2 separate regions of the Homo sapiens genome follow, and region 1 is linked to region 2. Evidence: read pairs that join two places in POLR2A ChIA-PET (ENCODE). Cell type or tissue: A673. All regions are shown on one strand. Links, peaks and the distances in the headings refer to the core of each region. The heading gives the core; the rest is flanking DNA. Region 1 overlaps LOC105377401 (a long non-coding RNA gene). Region 2 overlaps TNIP3 (TNFAIP3 interacting protein 3).

Evidence for each region. ChIA-PET counts read pairs that join two places held together with the same protein. Peaks named below come from ENCODE experiments on the same cell type or tissue, not always from the same donor. Only the 100,000 strongest peaks of a DNase experiment are listed, where the experiment ranks them.
Region 1: POLR2A ChIA-PET joins it to region 2 with 8 read pairs; 1 of 35 experiments calls an interaction of 5 or more read pairs at or near these places.

What each region holds. Positions count from the first base shown.
Region 1 is chr4:121,581,852-121,584,773 of GRCh38, forward strand. It overlaps LOC105377401 (a long non-coding RNA gene), which reads left to right. Exons shown (of 3, transcript XR_939166.2): 3 at 1-1,063. Among named protein-coding and RNA genes, the nearest start is that of ANXA5, 110 kb to the right of the region's middle. In A673, for the core only: no CTCF peak of the experiment used is centred there; a DNase peak (open chromatin) is centred at 1,710; H3K27ac peaks cover 2,220 bases.
Region 2 is chr4:121,154,509-121,157,430 of GRCh38, forward strand. It overlaps TNIP3 (TNFAIP3 interacting protein 3), which reads right to left. Exons shown (of 11, transcript NM_024873.6): 4 at 2,586-2,735; 5 at 43-171. Among named protein-coding and RNA genes, the nearest start is that of TNIP3, 8.4 kb to the right of the region's middle. RefSeq lists an enhancer at 1,446-1,740. In A673, for the core only: no CTCF peak of the experiment used is centred there; DNase peaks (open chromatin) are centred at 1,613 and 2,473; H3K4me3 peaks cover 1,455 bases; H3K27ac peaks cover 646 bases.

The sequences.
Region 1 (2,922 bases), core at 255-2,754, 430 kb after region 2:
TAATGTCCCTGTCATCCAACAGATGCTGTGGCTTTGGGAAAGAACAGCCTTTCTTGACCTCAAATCTTTGTGTCTGAAAAATGAGAGGGGTACCAGATGCTACCTAAGCAGTCTTCCTACCTAAAATGTATGAGTATAAGAAGAATGATCAATTTTAATCTCAAAATACAATTCTCACCTTTCAGTTACCAAGATACAGCCCCCTTCCCTTAACCTGAGCTACAACAAAACATAAGTTCAATAGAGAATTGATTAATGAGTATAAAAAGGCAGCCCTGTGTTCTTGTGCTCAGAATTGGTTGGCTCTGTTCAATTCAATGAGCAAGAAGACTGAATCCTGTACTGTGTTTCATTAGCAAGTACAATAGCCCAGTTTTGATAAAGTGACTCAAATCACCTGATCTCTTTTTATTCCCCATGTATTAGCCAAACATTATTATGAAGTATGCTGTTGCCAGGCTACTATTTAGAATGTATGTTATAAGACATGTCTGTAGGACTTTTGAAATCATCTTTCAGTTTTATTCCCAGTAGTCACTTTCTAAGAATTAATTTCTCTTTTATTATGTGGTAATATTAAAGAGACAGTGTGTACAGTGTGTGTACATATGACTCACAGCAAATTAAGAGTATTGTGCCTTACTCTATCCAGAGAATCTCCCTGCCAATGGTTGCTGCTCCCACCTTTTTCTCTGAGCCACATCCTTGGCATCTCACAGCTAGATTACTGCAATAGTTCCCCAACAGTCAGCCTGCCTCTCACATTCTGATATGTCCTGGACTTCTTTGATCAATCCTGTTAAACCCCTATGCCAGAGGGAACCCCTGCATTAGTTTTTCTCATGCATTGATTTTGCTTTCATTAGTATGCTTACCTAAGATATGGTCTTTACAAAATATTTGAAGATGATGATGGTGCAAGGAGATGATGAGAATTACCTTTGATTTTGGGTGGACTGCTGCTGCTTCCATCCTAAAATGTGCCTACATTGTTCTTTATCTTACCATAGGATCTCTAATCATTCTCCCTGTAACTAACTGGAAATATGTGATAACAATTAGAGTCCCTGTAATCTCAGCACTTTAGGAGGATGAGGCGGGCGGATTGCTTGAGCCCAGGAGTTTGAGACCAGCCTGGGCAACATGGCAAAACCCAGCCACTACCAACAAAAATACAAAAATTAGCCAGGCGTGGTGGTGCACACCTGTAGTCCCAGCTACTTGGGAGACTGAGGTGGGAGGATAGCTTGAGCCCAGGAGATGGAGGTTGCAGTGAGCCGAGATCATGACACTGCACTCCAGCCTGGGTAATAGAACCAGACTGTTAAAAAAAAAAAAAAGAAGAAGAAGAAGAAGGAGGAGGAGGAGGAGGAGGAGGAGGAAAGGAAGGAAGGAAGGAAGGAAGGAAGGAAGGAAGGAAGGAAGGAAGGAAGGAAGGAAAGAAGGAAGGAAGGAACGAAGGAAGGAACGAAGGAAGGAAGTTAGTTCAAGTCCCGATTTCCTTTCCCTGATTCTGTTGGAAGCAAAATTTATTTAAATTGTGTTCATGGTTACAGTTGCAGCATCAAAAATATATTCAAATTAGGGCTTATTGGATGATCCATTAACCCCGAATCTCATGTTTTCTACTAATCCTGCTTTACCTGCATTTCAAGGCTATTGAACATTTCAGGAGAAACTATTTACATGAGACTGTTTGAGAATAATGAAATATAAGTGAACAATATGTCACCACGCCCACTTCCTAAGAACCTCTCCCTGCTCCAACACACACACACCTCCCTGGTGAATTGCCATAGCATAGTTTAGCAGCTCTTACCCTTTAAGGGTCAGAGAAACCTGATTTACACAGGTACGTACAAAAAAAAAATTAAGAATCTTGGTAATTTCACTTGATGATTAAGAGCTCCTTGCTCCTTGCTCTATTTTAGATAGCTAAATTACACACCTGGCTGCATCTTAAAATATCTGAATATTGAATTTTCTGTCTTAAGTCCTTCTATCTCATGTCTTACAGTGATTCTCATATGAAAGCAAACCTGGATCAGAATAAAGGCAGAACATAAGCTTTTCTATTATATGGCAATATTAAATAGGGTTGATGTATAAAAGGCTTTGTTTCTCAGCAAATCAAAACAGTGATTTAATTTTTAAAACATGTCCTGTCTTTTCTATTTAAAAACTCACAATGCCCAATTTCCATGAGGCATGCTTATACAGTAATGTGTTTAAGTTTTTTCTAAGTGTTTTGAGTACCAAACTTAGTTGCAAGGAGAACATTGGCAAGGGCACTTAGGATTGGTAGTGAAGAGAGAAATACGCTCCCATTTCACTTTATCTAACTTATTCCAACAGTACTTTGAGAAAGGACATGTGAAAATAAAAAAAAAAATCCTTGAAGTAGTCCAAATGCAGATACTTCAGACTAAAACATTAATAGTGTGAAAGGTTGTCCCGTGGGCAGAATGTGGCACTACTCCAACTAATTTAAGGGATTTCAGGTTTTCTCTGGTGAGCTGGGAGATGTGATTTAGGGCAGACACCATGCTGCAGACAAATGGGAAAATGAGAGTCCCAAGGGCAGTGAAGACTCAGGGAGAGAGGTGGTCAGAGTAGGTTCCAGGGATGAGACTAATGATGGGTCTCAAGTACAGCAATAGCTGACACCGAGCTTAAAACTTCTACTTTCCTGCTGATATCCTTACAGAATTTTAAATTCTAGAAACCAATGTCAGTGTGCTTCTGAGAATGGAGATGGGTCCCAAGTTGTCCCCTAGAACATTGTGGCTATGAAGAGATGGCAAGAGGAGAACAAATTGCTATTCAAAGTAAGAAGTGGCAAGTGACAATCAAGCAAACCTCAGCACACCCCCAAGAGCTGGCGGAAACACTTGGTTTACTGCAGAAGCATGGGATACAAGT
Region 2 (2,922 bases), core at 90-2,589:
GGACTTCTCATTTTAATCTCCCATGCTTGACCTGACTGATACCTTATTGAGGCGTTTTATTTCACATTCGTAATGTTCCTTTTCCTTGTTCGCAAGAGTATTTTTTCCCTTTAAAAGTTTATTCTCTTCTTTCAATTCATGTAATTCTTCATTTAGGCGTTCCTTTTCCTTCTGAAGTTAAGACCAAGAAAAGAAAATAAAAGTCAGTACAAGTCAAATGAGATGATATTGTAGGAATTCTGATATATCAGCCATGGCAGGCAGATTGAGGGGTCACCCTTCTGAAATACAATAAAAACAGGACCTGCAAGACTTTAAACTTAATGTTCCATTTGAGCAATATTCTTTGGATGCACACTAGAATTAGGATTGAAGGAATCTTTCTTTTATCAGAATTTACTGAAGTATCTTAGAAATTTTGTGACCCCAGGAAAAAAAAAATCAAAATTCCCAATTCTTTTTTTTTTTTTTAAAGACGAATTCTCACACTGTCTCCCGGCCTGGAGTGCAATGGTGTGATCTCAGCTCACTGCAACCTCCGCCTCCCAGGTTCAAGCAATTCTCCTGCCTCAGCCTCCCTAGTAGCTGGGATTATAGGTGCCTGCCACCACGCCCGGCTAATTTTTTATATTTTTTAGTAGAGATGGGGTTTCACTATGTTGGCCAGGCTGGTCTCAAACTCCTGACCTCGTGATCTGCCCGTCTCAGCCTCCCAAAGTGCTGGATTCCCAATTCTTACTTTCAATTATCAGACAAATGGGTCTGCAGGATAAGCAAGTCCTTATATACTGTCACTAGGTGATGGATAAGTGATTAAGAAAAATAGCTGAAAGTCTTAAAAAGAAAAAACTCTCATTGTGAGAAAACAATACTAAATATCTCAAAGCTCATTCCTGCATCATTCTGTATTAGAAAGAGGGAAAAGAGAATAATCCTTAGGCCAATAAGACCTTTCATTACAGATCATTATTTAGAGCACTCTATTGTTGTGATTATTATTTTTAAAAGGTAGAAATCAACTAGTCCAACTGCCACCACTCCTCCAATTTTAGATGACAATCTAAAATTGTCATCCAGAAGTGCAGTGTTTTAAACAACTGAAGGTTAGCTGCGTAAACATCAACAGGCTCTGGATTCAGACAATATCTCCTACCTCTTAATTTTGTATAATAGATAGCAAACATTTTGTGAAGTAAATTGGATTCTTAATGAGATTGAGATTTTAACCCAGTAAAATAAATATTGCAGAAAATAGGTAACTTGACATGCAAAAATAGCTAATATATGTGTTAAAGTGTGTTATTTGAGTAACTAATATTTCCCAATATGATTATTAAATTTAAGAAATCCGCTTTAGGTAATTCATTTTCTTTAAAAGGGAAAATATTTCTATTTGCTTTTATTTAAATAGAATGAACATATACACTTAGAAAATAAGCCAATTATTTTCTAATTTAGCATAATTTAAGAGAAAATTATTCCAATAAGATAATGGTCCCAACTGCATTGAGGGAAAAATTACTCAGATTCCTGGCTAGAGTGTAATTGGAAAAGGAAATGACTGCTACATGGCAGAAAGGGAGTGTTGCTAAACTCTGTTTTCCTGACTCACTGTGACAAAGACATCCTCAGCAAGATAGGAAAACCTGGACTGGCATTGTCTGCGCGAATTTCAGACATTGCCTTAAGATTTGTACATGTTTTAAAATATTGCCATTGCCTCACGATATCAGTGATAAGATTTCCCCTCAGAGTCTTTACACTTTGTTTTTTCTTACTATACCTAAAATAACGAGGGGCCATTAGAGTTTAAGGTTTCCTCCCATTTTCTACAATATTCATGAAGTCCAATAATTGAAAGTAAAACCAGGAAGAAAAAGTGTTCTTCAGGAAAAGCTGTCATCTCAATTGTCACCATCCAGTTCTCAGCAAGGGACTGATAGAGCTTTAGAATCTGGAGGTTGGGTTCAAGTCCTTTTTCATCAACGTGGGCAATTCAATTTGTTTACATCTCAGCTTTCTCATTTTTAATATAGCAAAAATAATATTTTGCTCACAGGTGGGCCAAGAATGTTAAATGAGATAATGAGGACGAAGGCTTTAAAAAATGTCATAAATTTATGGTGACAGAAGTAAGACCTCATATATAAATCTCTCTGTAAGCTTGAAAAGCTACTGCACAAATACAAGGTATTGCCATATTATTATTATGAACACTACTAATAAAAATAATAAATACGAATAAAAGCAAAAGAAAAAAAAATTTCTCCTAGGCTGAAATGCCCTAGAGAGTTAGCAAATTTATGGATCCGTTTTCTTCTTCCTGGAAGGGACTGGGGAATGACTGTCTGCCTATTTATGCAAACCAGGAGGAAGCCGGCAGAGAATCTCCTTCCTTCTTATTCTAGAGAAGTGACCCTTGTTCATGGCTCTTGGGGACTTGCGTAACCCATGCACCCTTGCACATCGGTCGTTGCTCAGTAGTGAGTTGATTTTAATAAAACGGTAGGTTTTCTACAGGAAATCCCCCCGCCCCTTTGCTTTTATTTGGATCCTCCGGGCTCGAGGACCCGGGCCCCGCCCACCTCCTCCCGCTGCAGCCGGTCCCGGGTCAGGTCGCGCTGCCTGTCGTCCTCTCTCTGCCTGTCGTCCTTTCTCTGCCTCTGATGCGGATCCTTCTCCCGCGTGCTGAGGAATCTTTCCGCGGCGTCCAGTTTCGTCTTCAGCTCTGCTACCTGAGGAGGTCGTTCAAAGACAGCTGCAGATACCTTCTCTGAAGCTCACAAGCCCCTGGATTTATTCCCAGGCTATGAACTTTGGCAGAAACGCCCCACCCCAGGACGTCCCCTAAGGAGAGGTTCTAGCTCCCACCGTCCCGAACACAGATCGGGATACTCGCGTTTCAAAGGGAGCTTGGCCTTG